2 separate regions of the Homo sapiens genome follow, and region 2 is linked to region 1. A link is a loop called in an ENCODE intact Hi-C map of the cell type or tissue named here. Cell type or tissue: Calu3. All regions are shown on one strand.

The links. Peaks named below come from ENCODE experiments on the same cell type or tissue, not always from the same donor. Only the 100,000 strongest peaks of a DNase experiment are listed, where the experiment ranks them.
Region 2: it touches region 1 in a loop (2.4-fold over the local background); 5 of 110 quality-filtered maps call a loop at or near these places.

Annotation. Positions count from the first base shown.
Region 1 is chr4:23,131,070-23,139,069 of GRCh38, forward strand. All of the region lies in intron 12 of LOC105374524 (a long non-coding RNA gene), which reads left to right. Among named protein-coding and RNA genes, the nearest start is that of ADGRA3, 620 kb to the left of the region's middle. In Calu3, no CTCF peak of the experiment used is centred here; a DNase peak (open chromatin) is centred at 4,932.
Region 2 is chr4:23,320,369-23,328,368 of GRCh38, forward strand. All of the region lies in intron 13 of LOC105374524 (a long non-coding RNA gene), which reads left to right. The region is part of intron 3 of LOC105374523 (a long non-coding RNA gene); the gene reads right to left. Among named protein-coding and RNA genes, the nearest start is that of PPARGC1A-AS1, 440 kb to the right of the region's middle. In Calu3, no CTCF peak of the experiment used is centred here; no DNase peak of the experiment used is centred here.

The sequences.
Region 1 (8,000 bases):
GCCAGGTAGTGCCTTCCTGTTTAAGCAAAAAGCAGCTGATGCAGGTTTCTCTCTCTCTTCCTTCAGCAACAACTTAGAGTGGATGCATTCTGCTTTTTTATTCTTGTCTCGAAATTTATTTTTGTTAGTTTTGCAATATTGTAGCTTATCCAATTTACGTCTGCCCTTCAAAGGCTTATATTCTTATTTTTTCTCTGTAGTCTCTAATTTGATCTGGGACTAATGTCAAATCTTTTTTCTACAGCTCTGGTACATACTTCTTATAAACAGACATCACCCCCATTTGAAAATTGAGACAAGAGTGTGCCTTCTTGGATAATGTAGATAAAGGTTGCTTTTGTAATTGTTAGACTCAAAGTTGTTTTTTTTTTTTTTTTTTTTTTTAATACAGAGTCTCACTCTGTTGCCCAGGCTGGAGTGCAGTGGTGTGATCTTGACTCACTGCAACCTCCACCTCCTGGTTCGAGCGATTCTCCTGCCTCAGCCTCCTGTGTAGCTGGGATTACAAGCTTGTACCACCATGCTTGGAAAATTGTTGTGTTGTTAGTAGAGATGGGGTTTCATCATGTTGGCCAGGCTGGTTTCAAACTCTTGACCTCAAGTGATCCACCTGTCTCGGTCTCCCAAAGTGCTGGGATTACAGGCATGAGCCACCGCACCCAGCCACAAAGCTATCTTTTAAGAAGATGCTCAGTTCCTGAGTAAGAGCTTGTGTAAACCTGGGGGTTATTGAGACAGCCAATGGAACTCTCAACTCCTCTCTGACTTTCTAAATAAAAGCCTTTCACAACACAGCTGTCCCTTTGGGAGAGTAAGTAGAGGGAGGGAAAAAAACCATATATGGGGTTTGTGTGTGTGGTCGTGTCTCCAAGAAACAGATAGGGAGCAACAGGCTGTGTGCCTTGCTCTCGATTTGCTGTTATTCTTGCTTTTTTTTTTTTTTTTTTTGAGACCGAGTCTCACCCTGTCGCCCAGGCTGGAGTGCAGTCGAGCCATCTCGGCTCACCGCAACCTGTGCCTCCTGGGTTCAAGCGATTCTCCTGCCTGGCTCACCGCAACCTGTGTCTCCCGGGTTCAAGCGATTCTCCTGCCTCAGCCTCCTGAGTAACTGGGATTACAGGCGTGCGCCACCATGCCTGGCTAATTTTTTGTATCTTTAGTAGAGATGGGATTTCACCATGTTGGCCAGGCTGGTCTCAAACCCCTGACCTGGTGATCTGCCTGCCTCAGCCTTCCAAAGTGCTGGGATTACAGGCGTGAGCTACGGCGCCCAGCCTATCCTTGCTTTTTATATTTTATTTTAACTATCTTTGGGACAAGAAAACTGTGTGTTTTCCCAGGGAATGTTAGCACAGTGGAGAGTGGTCAGTATTTTAAAGGCCTTTCTTGTTTGAGGATTAAGAGGAGTAAGTGTGATGGATGAATGGGGAGATGCTAGTGAAATGCCCCTGGAAGCTGGAAACAATTCAAAGCAGCTTGCCTGCTCCACCTATCTTTAGGCTTAGTATAGCTACTCAGATTTCCCCGAGTTGATAGTCAAATATGAAGTGATTATAAGCAAAAAGAAACAAACAAAATGAGATGAATTGCTCCCAAGGAACTTAAACAGAACAAGGAAGGACGTCCCAAGTATCAATCATATGAGACCCGAGTTTTCTGTATGCACTTAAAGCCCCAATTACCTAAGATGAGAGAAACTGAAACTCAGGAGTTTCTTATTAACAACTTAAAGCTCAGGCCCCTTCATAAAATTTCAATTCATTCTGGGCTTTGGCACAGAGATGGAGTCCTATGTGATTTTTTTCCCTGTTAGAATTGGAGACTTGATTTGGAAACACCACAATAAAACTAACTCATATTCCCAAAGCACAAAATGCAGAAGCAGACATTTATTTCTTCAATACAGTGGAGATTTTGTATAAATTTAACTTCTGATTAGAAAACTTTTTACATTGGAAAATTTCAGCAATGAAATTTCAGTAATAAGCCAAATGCAGGTCTGCTCGAGGTCGAATGAAATTTAGATGAAAAATCCAGGATTATCAAAAAGAATGAGGGAACTTCAAGTTTCTGTACATCCAAGGTTAATGGGTTGGATTCTTTCATTTTTGATTTTTATGGCAGCACATAATTTCTCTTCCTAGTTGGCTTTCTGCTTTTTTCAAGCAATAAGTTTTGAGTTAAAATAGTATACCTCACTTGTAATCAAGCCTGTATGTTTTCCTATGTGAATATTTCTATAGTACCTATCACTTGAGCATGCTATGGATTATTTTCTTTCATAGAAAATAACAACACATGAAATAGTCCTTTAGTAATATTTTCTTTTTTCTTTTCTTTTCTTTTTCGAGCCAGAGTCTCACTCTGTCACCCAGGCTGGAGTGCAGTGGTACAATCTCAGGTCACTGCAACCTTCGCCTCCTGGGTTTGAGTGATTCTCATGCCACAGCCTCTGGAGTAGCTGGAACTATAGGCACCTACCACCACGCCTGGCTGATTTTTGTATTTTTAGTAGAGATGGGGTTTCACCATGTTGGCCAGGCTGGTCTTGAACTCCTGACCTCAAGTGATCTGCCCACCTCGGCCTCCCAAAGTGCTGGGATTACAGGTGTGAGCCACTGTGCCTGGCCACTGGTAATATTTTCTAGCAGGATGTATTAATCCTAGTCATTTAATTATTGAGAAACTGAGGTATAAAGGAATGAGTCTATGGTGAGCAGTTCGCATTGAACTTATCCTCTTCTAAATAAGAAAGGATATAACATTCATTAAGCATCTAATTCCACACCTATTTTCTCATTAATTTGTAGCATATACTCTTTATAGCAATCGTTGGGGAAAGCACCCTAGTATTGTCTGTTTCTCTCTGCGTTGTTGCCTTTCATTCTGATGCCATCATAGCACCTTTATCATTCACTCTTTCTAATAAGACTGTAAATTATTTATGGGCAACGATGGTGCTTTGAACTTGTGTTTCTCTGTCATAATGCCTAGCATAAATACTCGAACACAGTCTAATCAAAATGTCAATCGTGACAAGAGATGCCTGCCAGACCAGTTGTTGGAGACCTCCAGTTTTAACTTAAGAGGCCTCACTTATGCTGTGTCTTTGGGAGAAAGTGAATAGGGGCTGAAGGGATATAGGAGGAAACCAGGGAGAATCTTCATCCTGCAAGATTTCCCTCAGATCAACGTTGTCTCCGTAGTTTCTCTTGTGGGAGCCTTACCCTTTACTTATGCCATGTTGAATAGAGGGAAGGACTTAACAGAAGGGATTTATGGCTGAAAGCTTCCTTAATTATAGGCTAGTATAATAAGTCCTTCCACTATCTTAATGATTGGGGAATTAAGAAGCTCCTTAATAGAAATTGACAGGTTCCATTGTCATTGCAAAGAAGGTTCTGTTATGGTCTAGAGTACCCTGCCAACCATCCAAGGATTTAGGGTTCCCCAAAGGCTCATTAACATCTTAGACCATAAGGTCTCCAAAGGAGGCACTAATGGTCCACCTCGTTATGATCTGAGGATAATGACTGCTTGACATCCATATCCATTGAGATGATAATCGCTCTGTAAAAACTGTTATGATGTCAGCAGCCAAAAAAAAAAGAAAATCTCATTTGCACTTTATAATCTTTGGTTTCTAATATAGTATTTAAATTATGCTAGAATTATTTTATGAATCTGGCTTAATAGAGGCAATGCATATGATGCTCTTTAAAAAAAATTAAAAGTCTCTTTTAAAAAAGTTGTTATCACCCTTATATCACTGCATAAATGAAGGGTAAGATTAGTAAAGCTCTTATAGCACCGAAATACTTATGAGTAATTGAATAAAAAACAAAGACTTAAATTTCCCTTAATTTACATACACATTTACTCCAGGGAGTGAAAAGAAATTCTCTTCTTAGAATGCCCCCAAACAGAGAAAAAAAGCTCATAGTGGTAATAATACTAATAGGAGAGATTGTCAACTCACGCCGAGTGCTTATTATGCATCTTGTCCTGCACTAAGTAATTTTCCTGCATCTCATTTTCATCTTCGCTGAAACATCTCTGAGGGGGCATCTCTCTTGCCCTCACTGTACAGATGAGAATAGGGAGGTGCACAGTGGTGAAAGATGCTGTCCGTGATCTTCAAGGTGGTGCATAGCAAGGCGTGATTCAAATTGATTCACTCTGGATTCAGACTTGTGCTGTAACGATGAGGATTGTGTGCCAGAAAGAGTTATGGGTTTCAGAATCGGGAGAAATGGGCTTATGCTTGGCCACTAACTAGCTGTGTGAACTTGGAGAATTTATTTCACCTCTTGGGACATTCTGGACTAGTAAATCTTGAAAGCATTTTTTACTACCAACGTTTATACTGACAAGGACATCTCAGTAGCAGAACTGAAATCAGAATTTTCACATTACTCTCTCAATAGCTACCAGTATTCATGAGTAGTAACATCATCGTTTTCCCATTGTAATTCAGTTTGGCTGAATGGTTTTCCACTTTGGTACGAAAGTGCTGATTTTAAAATAATCTTACTGCTTATAGAAAACATATGGAAAAAAACCATCCCATATTATTGTTTAACTCTGTAAAGTATACCAAAAACCATTTTTCCAATCAATTTCTATTTGACTTTAAACAAGGGAAAAATGGAGATGAGTGTAAACAAAAATCTATTAGTCAGTGTTAGTACAGCCTTTTTATAGCTCTAAGCATTTCCCTGTGTATAAACATAAGAAAGCAAATTAACATTTTAAAGAGATTTCTCTATTGGGTTATATTTAATAACAAACCAGCATAAAAAGAAGGAATCTTGTAATAATAATTTTCTAAAAATCTGCAGATGCTCTTACAGCCTTGAAGCTTAGCTATTTGTTGGAGCTAAAGCTGCAATACCCAGATTCTTCCACTAGAGGGGTGAATTGTTCCTAATGAATAAGATCTCATTGTCTGGGGAGGGGGACAGACTGGTGCTGATAACTTACAATGATACTGTGGACTCCAAAAATATACTTGGAGTGGCCTTTACCATAATATTCATATTCAGTGAAACTAGCTATAGGACAGAGTGATAGAAAAGAGGTTTTAACTATCAAGTCCTAATGGAAGTACAATCTTGTTATTATGAAATTATTTAGGCTATGGATGGGAAAAGAAATAGTTGTATTCAAGTTGTAACAAAAGATGTCAATTTGGCTGCAGAATGATAGATGAAAATAGAACTTCTGGGGGACAGTATGGTAATTCTGAGTATCTGAGGAGAAAGTTCACTGAGAACCTCAAACATTTATGGTTACTACAGTTGTCTTGCAGAAATACATTCATTGCAATTTTTACACAAAACATGATTAATTAGAAAAACAATAGGCCTGGGCATAAATAGCCAACATTCTCTACTTTGTTTTTTAAGGAGAAAGGAATGTACTGCTGACAAATTCTCTTCAGCTGCACAGTTCATTTCCTATTTGCTACTGCGTTCTCCAGGGATAGTGAAATGTCTGACTGTAGCAGGCAAAATATTGAAGGAATAGAAGTGTCATAAGCCACAAGATTGGCCAAAAATATATATTAGCATGTCCTGACAATCATTGTTTAAAAAGTAAAAGTCAAAAACTAGTTTCTAGTGTTCTAGCAAAAGCAGAAATGCTTTAAGCAAATAATTTCAAGTTATTTCCAGTCCAATGTTGCACATTGACTTTATGTGCACAGAATGTAGACATCATTTTGACATGTTGCTGATGGAAGAGATGCAAAGAAATAAAAATGAGCAGAAAAGAGGTATTTCAAAGGAGGCATATATATATATATATATAATTTTTTTAAGAGAAATTCATATGTTAGAGGTTGTTTTCAGTAGTTTCCAAGTTTTTTAAAGGATCCTTCTTGAGGAGACTTTATATAAAACTCTCCATCAATGCACAGTCCTTTCAGTTTGTGTCAAGGAACAGTTTCTGACACAGTAAGAAATACTAGCTGGTGTCTGGGATAAAATTTACTTCCATCTCACACACACACACACACACACACACACACACACACACACACACACAGAGTCAATCATTATTCACAGATCCTGTATTTGCAAATTTGTCTACTTGTTAAAATTTATTTGAAACCACAAAATCCATATTTCAGGTGATTGTTGGTCATTCCTAGGCATGCATGGGGTGGGAAAATTTTGATCTGACCATATGCAAATACCCAGCTGAGGCTGACATAGCAACACTCTGCCTTCTTATTTCAGCTCTGACTGTAAACAAGGGTCTTTTTGTGATCCATTTAGTGCCTTTTTTTTTATTTGTGCTTTTTTGTTGGTGTTTTAAAATGGCCCTTAAGTGTCATGCTTAATTGCTGTCTAGTGTTCCTATGTGCCAAAGGCTGGGATGTGCCTTACAGAGAAAATACATGTTCCAGATAAGCTTGCAAGTTCAATGTTAATGAATCAACAATAATATTTAAAAAGATGACTTTAAAACATGATTATGTATTGGTCGATTGATTGAAATGTGACCAGAGGCTCACAGGAACCTGACCTTTCCTTTCCCTTAGGAAAGTTCAGTGCCCATTAGCTCAGTGTTGGTGGAGACTTCATAGAACACAACTACTGTGAATAATAAGAATCACATGTGTGTGTACAGAGAGTGGAAGGGAAAGGGAGAGAGAGAACAGAGGAAAGAATCATAATTGTGAATAACAAAGTGTCCTTCACTTTGGAATATTCCTCTCTGCTGACAAAGACAAAAGCATTTATTTTAATTTTTGCATTCAAACCAAACTCAATAGAAGTAGATCAAATACTCCAAAACTGATGAAGGGGAAAACACCCCAGTACAACAAAGGCTGATAGTAAACCATTACCAGCAGTATAAATGAAGATTTGGTATAATAAGTATGTGTCTGCCAATAGCATAAGGTTAGCTCTAGTCTGCCCAGGACTCCATCCCAGCTACGCCAATTGCTACAAATGTGATCTTAGATGATTTATGAAAAACCTTTAGCCTCAGCTTCTTCATCTGAATAAATAGAAATAATATCTATTCAAATAGTTTCCATGAAGTTTGTATAATTTATATAATACAACAAGCATAATGATTATCTTATCAATGAGCATTATTTTACCTTTTGTATTCATTTTTCCTAACAGTTTTTCTTCATATTCCATATAGAAAAAAAAATTAAGACTATGCTCTAAGCAATAGCTTTTAATTTAGGATCAGTCATTTATGATCTCCAGCGTCACCCAGCTCCTTAGCATTTCTCCACAGTTCTTCTGTGGTCCTTTGTCAGTCAGTTCCTGTACCCATTTCTTACAATACTTATCTGAAGCTGTTTCCCATATTCTCCTCCTTCTACCCTATCATTTCCTTTGCTCCTCTCTCACATGGCCTGGATGTCTACCATAAAGGACTGAATGTTTGTGTCCCCCCAGAAGAAATTGTGGTAAAATCTCACTCCACAATATGATGGTGGGAAGGTGAAGCCTTTTGGAGGTAATTTGGGTCATTAGTCCTAAAAAATGAGACTATGGCCCTTATAAAAGAGGTCCCAGACTGCTCCCTAGCCCTCTTTCCACCACGTGAAGTTACAATGAGGAGTCAGTAGTCACAAACCAGAAGTGTAGTATGAGGGAAATATGAGAAGAAAGACTGAAGAGGTAGGCAACGGACAGATCAGAAAGACCTAGTGAGCTAAGACAAAGAGAAGTCCTCTTTTGCAAGAGCAATAAAGAGGCATCGTAGAAAGTTAAGGAGAGCTGTGATATGATCAGATTTTTGTTTCAGGAAAATTCAAATTTGACAGCAGTGGGGAGAATGGATTGCAGGGATCAAGATAAATGCTGAGAGACCCATTAGAAGCTTATGGCAGTAATCCAGATAAGAAATGGATTACTTAATATAGCCCAGCCACACAGGTACCCTGTGTGGATAACCCAACCACACTGGCACCCTGATTTCAGACTTCTAGCCTCCAAAACTGTGATAAGTAAATTTCTGTCATTTAT
Region 2 (8,000 bases), 190 kb after region 1:
GAATCTTTGAGCTATTCTGTCTTCTTCCTAATACATTTCTGTTTTTACGCAAATGAATCAGAATTTGTTCCTGTTACATGCAACCAACAAATCCTAATTGATCATTGATATTCTGAGAATTCATTTCTAACAAAAGGGCAACCTGTATTTGAAGGTAAATCTGACAATATAAATGAGCTTAACTGGCTTATTATTTCTCATATCCTGTCCATAAAAATACTTTCTCATTCTCAAAATAAGATATTCTTATGTACATTACAGGCAGATTATTCACTTTCCATTTCTTTGAGATTTCAACAAATATAATGGTAGAGAGAGATGTGTTGGGAATATATAAAAGCAAGCCCTAAAATAGACTGGATGAAATTGCCATCATTTGAAGGAAAAATTTGCTTCAAATAAGATAACCAAATATGTCTTCACTGGACAGGTAAACACGTTAAATACACTTATCTAGGAATCTAGTTGCTGTAATTCATTAAATCAACTCATAATTTTAAATTCACACATCATTGGAAGTTTTCTCCTTCTACAAGAATTTACTTGGCATGGTGGGAAACAGAAGTGAGTCCTCTGTGAGCTGTTGCTTAAATAAAACACAAGGGAGACATTCATATGATGGGCCTCTGAACACATTGCCAAATTATAATTATCCATAAACAAAGACCAGAAACCCAGAAAAAAATCTATTAGTGCTGCCATGCCTTCTTAAAGCTCTTCCTTTGATGATTTCTATTGCTACTCAGAGTCACATTATTACCAGCTGATAGGGGGCACAGATGGCTCAGAGCAGAGAGGTTTGTTTCTGTTATGGTTGATGCTATTTCTTCATGTCTCTTTTTTTTTAATGGAGATTTGGCATATTTCAATTTTCTATATTTCTCAGATAATTGTTCTACTATATTTTTTGCTGTTGTTTTCACCTAATTAGTCAGAATGTGGTTTATGTGTATGGGGCACTAGCTTGGCTCCCTTTGAACTCATGGTAACAGGAGACAGCTCTGTTTATTTTCCTTCTGCTGTTTGTTTGAAAAATACTCTAGCTGATTTGGCTTTCACCATAAAGCAAGAAGCTGGCCCTGAGAATTTCAGCCCTAGTATCTGAGCACGTGTGCACATGTTATCTTGGGCTTTCTAATGCTTTCTCAACTTTAGTCTTTCCCTTGCTTTTCTTTCTCTCTGTCTCTCTCTCCTCCTCTCTCTCTCTCTCCCTCCCTATTTTTCTCTTTTTCTCCTTCTCTCTCTCTGTACGTTTCCTTCCTACACACCACAGACACACACACATACTACACACACATTTTCACCATTCATGGACACTGTCATTACTATGTATGGGAGAAATTCAATAATGCAAAGTAAAACTATTAGCTCCAAACTCTCCTACTTCAAATTACTTTCCAATGTCTGCTTGCGCTATTTCCATTTGTTTTCTTTTTTCCCCCTCTCATTATCCTTATGAATTCCTCTGCATTGCTATAATCTTTAGCTTGCTTAGGAATTTGACTGAAGAAAATCATAGCAGAAGCTTTGGGCCTCTCCTACATTCATGAATCCACAGAAAGTGTTAGGGAGGATTAAATGGCCCTGTCGTTGCCCCTGTTCCCATGATCTTTGATATAAATTTTCCAAGTAAGAAATTCAGACTTATTTCTCTAACCACAGACTTCCATCTTGTATATACTTCAAGAATCAATTTTAGCTACTAGGGTTATTTGATTTCACCTTCCCAAAACTTTCATTTAATATACTCTCCTTATAAACCTTACATATATTCAAAAGTTCACAGGCAGTGAATCTGTAGAACATATGAATATACAGTATTTCCATGTAGCTTCCACCATATTCCTTATAAGTGGGTCTCAGAATTCTATTTCAGAATAAGGACCAAAGGGGCTTTTAGGAGAATAGTATGTCATTAACTCACCTTCTGGCATTTTAACTGTTATCAGCTGTACAGTTTAGTTTTATTACAACAGACATTATTGTGATAACTTTTCCTACTTTATCGTTGCAATTTATTGAAGCAGTTAATTTCTCAAAAAGTAAGAACATTTTTTCTCATTAGAAATTCCTTCATGGCCTCTTTAATACATGTTCCTGGCTATTTGGAAGAACTGCTGATAAGTGATTTTGACTTGTATCCTCAATAATGTGAGGTGTTTAAGGGAAACTTGGCAAACCACTTAGGGTCTGAAGCCATTTCTTAAAACCAGCCCCAACTGATTAATTTCTGTCTCATTACTACCCTCAACATTCAAAAAGTTCCCAAATTGCAATGGTCAGCCAAATCTACTTATAAACTTCCTAAAGACAAAGTTTTTACTTTGTTTAATAAATTATTTTTTCTCAGATTATTGTTTTTTTCCTTTGATTACTTAATTCCAGTATTTGACAGCATTGAGTTTGAAGGGCTGGATTTATTAGCTCAAAATAAGTGGGAGAGATTTTAATTATCCAATAAATATATACTCTTTATAACTCCAAACCATGTAAATCATCATCTTTGATCTAATCAACCAACAAAAGTCAGACTCTCTCTCTTTTTTTTCTTTTGGACTTTGATTTCTCTGTGTGTATTTGTCTAGTTGTTGTCTCCTGACAGAACTCTAGCAAGATAAATGAGGAGAATTTACATCTGAGAACATGACCCAAATGTAACAGCCTTCAGAAAGTCTAGTAAATCATAATAAGAGGAAATAGGACAGATAAGAATTCAGCAATATGAGTAGAACAGGTATTAAAGAAAGAAAAATTAAAGAAAGAAAAGATTGATACTGACTGTGATGAGGAGTTGAGGGACAAGTTTAACCAGCCTAACATGGAAAGTGTCAATGTTACTCCTCAGATTTTGGTTATTTTTCTCTTTCCATGGACATTGGTTCCTTTATAAGTCCACATAATGGTCCACATTTAGAGCCCAGAGATTCTATTCTCTAGCTCCTAGGTTTATAGCCTACCATTCGGACTGGTGAATTTTTCTAAGCACAGTAGGGTAAGTCAATGTTAATTAATGACAAAGTCTTAACAACAACCCCAACATTAATGAATGTCTACCATATGCCAACAGAGCTAAAGATATTTTACACACATGATGTTATTTATTTCCTTCTATAATTCTTTATGGTAATTATTGTTGTTATTATTATTTTCTAAAATTATTATTTTCTTATAGTTGAGAAAACTAAGCCTTAGAGAGATGAAGTGCCTCCTTCCAGGTCCCACAGGCAGTGAGTCACCAACAGGTCTTTGGATTTAGGTCTCATCCACTGTGCTCTATTTAAATGCTTGAAGACAGCTGTTCTGCCACATCTACCCTCTGACCCATTTGTCCACCACATTCGCACTCAATGCTTTCCAATTTGAACAAAAAATATAGTAAAGTTTAAGTGTACCACTAATTTTAAATTCCAATATATCTTAATTTCATTGGAAAGCCCACTTTCAGCTGTCACCATATTTATAATACAACACACATTTATTAGTAACAGTATACATTTTTTCTAAGTATCCCTAAAGGTTTGGAAAGTGGGTAATTTTTACATCTATCACAATGCTATGCTTAAGGCACTGTGTGATAATAAGGCCCACAGAGTCCTGCTTCAGCTAGCTTACATCAAGAATCCAAATGCAGGGCAACAAGAATCTTAAGTAAGTCATCATCAGCTGAGCAGTGGTGAGTTTCATGGGCTTTTCCTGAAAGAGGTGATCTTCAAACATGCTTATTGAATATTAAGTAGAAAACCAGCTCTGGCCTTTGCAGAGACATAAAACACCCAAACGGAGTTTGCATGACACAGAAAAAATTTCAGAGACGCTATGGAAAGAAAATCAGAAAGGCTGAAAAAGAGGAAATTGAGAAATCACCCAATTTATGCAAGGTAATGCAAAGGGGGTACTAGAGGTTTAGGAATGATAAATGACTGATTGCCAGAATGGAAGACAAAAGCAACCTTGATAACATTATTCTGAATTGCTGATGAAAAAGCTATTTACAGTCAGTGACATCCACTACCAGAGCATTCTTAAATGACTTCCTGTACTGATGTTGCCTGAGTATTAGGAAGAAGACTAATGCATGATTCAGCCTCTAATTCCACACCTCAAACCACAGGGCACTTGGGCATATCTTTGTGCCTTTCTGAAGATCAGAGCTGGGAGACTGTAAGTCTTTGCCAAGTCCATCTCCATCATTTAGCAGATAAGGAAACCAAGTTTTATGAGATGAAATCACTTGGCTTAAATCACAATGGGCATGAGTTGTAAAACTGAGCACTTCACTGCTCTTCAGGATGCTGGGGAAGCTACTGCAGCAAAGGATTCCGAAAACTAACTGACTTAATTAACACCTTAGGGCAGGGAGGTCACAATGCCACCCAGAGACTCCGCTACCCTCATCACATGGTTTCCGAAGACATGGTTTCTCATTTTCAGCATGTCTAGCCAGAGAGAAGTGACAATATTGACCCTTTCCTGGACCCTGTGATTCTGGAAAACAGTGAAGATTAAGAAATCCCCTCATCCTTTTGTGTCCTGGGACACAAACAATGACTCTTTTTCATATATGTTAGATAACATGCATGAATTACCCCTTGTTTACCTAGGAAAAGGTTAGACCCAAACTCGAAATTCCAATTCTATGACTCATAAAGAATTATCTTAACTGCTTATCCCTGTGATTATTTGGAACCAAATGTTTGCTAATCAAACTCTGGTGAATTTTCTCTTCTCCTCCCAGGTCCTGAATTTTTAGCAAACCTTAGCCTGAGCTGTTATAAACCCCTGCTTAAAAGCCTTTCCTGAGAAGAGGCTGGCCTCAGAGTAAAAATGTCCTGTGGTCTACTATGGGACTGCACAACCCTTACATTTCACATCAGCTCTTTGTAGCCTCTTTCCCTCCCCTTAATAAAGGAGGAACTCCTGTTTTCCTAACCTCTGAGACATTGCTGATCTTATGGTCAGAGCATGATTCTCACTGCAATAGTCCATTTTCTCTTCCACTTCTTCCCTTTTCAAATAAAGCCTCTCCTTACTAAATCCAGATTTTTTTTTTCTTAATTTGGCAGGAAAAAAAATCAAAAACAACAACAACAAAAAAATACCTAGAAGTTTCAACATTGTCTTTGAACCACACCCCATCAACCTGTGGGCTCAAATACTGGTCTTCTCTGTATTCATTCTAGGATCAGTGCCAAATTATATGTTTTACCTTTCTTGTGTGTTAGTCTCCTCATTTAAAATAATGATAAAAACAGAATCTGCCTCATAGTTTGGGGGAAATAGCAAATGAGGAAATGCAGGTAGAGTGCTTAGTACATCATCTCCACACAGTAATCAACAAATAAATGACAGCCTATCACATATGAGAGTAATGCCTGGCATTTTTAACACCTATTATCTTTTAAAATTCTCATATAACATTATAACAATATTTAAAAGTTGTACTATTGTTACCGTTTTACAGAAGAGGAATTGGAAACCCACTAAGATTAAGAAAATCGTTTTTCTGACTATAATTCCTATCTCTTTCATCTCCATGTTAAATCATGCATTTCCTTAACTTCTAGAGTATGTTAAATGATTACAATCCCCTGAGTTTAACAGAAAAACTACCTTTTGTATTACTGAATCACTTTGCTCCAATGAAATGCAAAGATATGCATCTCCAATGTATACAAAAGAAAGAAAAGTCTCACTTATTTTTCTCAAAATAAGTCATGGAGAAACAAGAGTCCATGTAGACAATGCCGTTGAAAATTTGAAATCTCTTTCATCTGGTTGGCCAGATCAAAGGTCATGGCATGCAACAGTCAATAAAGATGTGCTGAACTACTGAATGGAAAGAAGAAAACATGGTAACACTCCTGGGGAAATGTCAATCAAATGAGACTACTGAATAGAAACGTAGGAAATGATGTCAATCCCATTACATGTAAAGGCAAAGACATACTTCTGTTTTGTTGTTGGATTAATGATGACTGCAGACATTCTCTAGAATGCCTATTCTGTTCTTATCTACTTCCATTGCATCTCACCAGAAGTAAAATAACAACATATTAAAATGGTTAAATGAGGTATTCGGGGCTGCTTTTATTTTGAGTTTAAAGATAAAGCTCAGTAATTAGTATTTTCAGAAATTTAAAAGTCAAACTTCAGCTATTATAAAAAATTTTCCTATTTCAAACTCTCAATACATTCTGAGGCTCCTTCATGATATCTTTAGGATCATGATAAGATTGTGGCTCTAGAACATTAAACATAAACTGAAAAGAGAGAACATGATGGTTTTAATAGTGGAAAATATTTCTCATTAACTGCATGCTTGTCCTTGATCTGCATTATTAGACTATAAGATTCTGAAGACAGAAACAAATTCTTATTCATGTCTGTCTCCATCTGTCCATCCATCTGTTCATCCATCCATCCATCCATCCATCCACCCACCATTTATAGAACCTCTATTGTATTCTTGACATTGCTTGAATGGAACACAAGATGAGAACACATTTTTTTTCAAATGCCACAATCTACTTGAGGACACAGTTATATACAACTTACAGTGATAGACCCAAATTATGAAAAGTGTTCTAGGAAAAATGAGGTAAATGTTTAGATAAAATAATGATTAATTATGACTAAAAGATTAGATAAGGCAAGTACCTAGTATAGTGGGTTATATGGTGCTGACAAACAACAAATACTGAATAAGTGAGTGAATAAATTGGACAATAAAAGCCACACTTGATCACGGTGTTTATTTCAGGCTTGACTGAATTATTCATATTTGGCATTGAAAAGGAATCTTAAACCAGATGATTTCTAGATCTATGAAGAAAGCCAATTCAATTCAACAGAATTTGCTTTCATAAGGTCCTTGTGCATAATACTTACTTGGTTCTCCTGGCAGCTGACAGATGGTGAATCCTGCCTGTCCAGTCCAAGATGAAATGACCAGGAACCCTGTGCACATACCTGAGGTTGTTAAGGATCTATGTGGTTGGAAAGCAAATAACTCTGCATCAAGTTCCTGAAGCACACTTTCCCCTCTGAACCTTTTCATAGATTGACCCTCTTATTCAATAAGCCTACACCTGTGTATATATGTACATGCCGTACACAGAACTTGAAATCAATTTCTACAGGAAGTTTCTTTGATTATCCCAATACTAGAGAAGGCACTTCTACATGCTACCCTGTACTTTCTCTATTATGATGTTGATGACAGTGTTCTATTTTATGTTTAATTTTCTTGATTGTAATTTCCATGCAAGCAGAGAGTGAGTCATATTCACCATTATATCCCCATTGCCTAGCATAAGTCCTGCCGTACAGTCACAGGACAATAATTATTCAGTAAAAAATTAGAGAAATGAGTTTAATGCATTACTAGAATAATATTCTCAAAGTACAGCTCTGATCATATTATACTTCCAGTCCAAAACTTGCCCCTGAATGCCAAATGAAGTTTAAACTGCTTAGAGTAGTAGTGTAGGTCTTCTACAATCTAGTCCTTACCCATATTATGCTCAATCATATGTCAAAAATTTCAGCAACATTGACATTCTGAATATACCCTAGATTCAAAGGCATTGCACATCAAAAATTTCCCTGAGCCTCATAACACTGTCTGTTTCAACTCTGCCCATCTTTAGAACCCAGCTGAACTCCTCTAAGGAGATGTCCCTAATCCTTTCCTCCTCCAACTCTACCCTAGCTCTGAGAATTATTTTCTTTCTTCTGCCTACCCATAGCTTTAAATATACCTGTATTACAGAGTTTACCACAAACTACCATGAATTATATTTGGCTTTTTAATACATGCTTCATCTCCCTTTTCAGACTGTGAGTTCCTGGAGGGCGGGAGCTATATCTTATTCATCCTTATCATTATCAGAGTGAAAAATGAATACAATTTTATCACTATGCAAAGGGAGAAAGAACTTTCCAAGTAGATAGAATTTATAATATCTTTTGATTGATTGTTGAAATGGCCATACATTAGT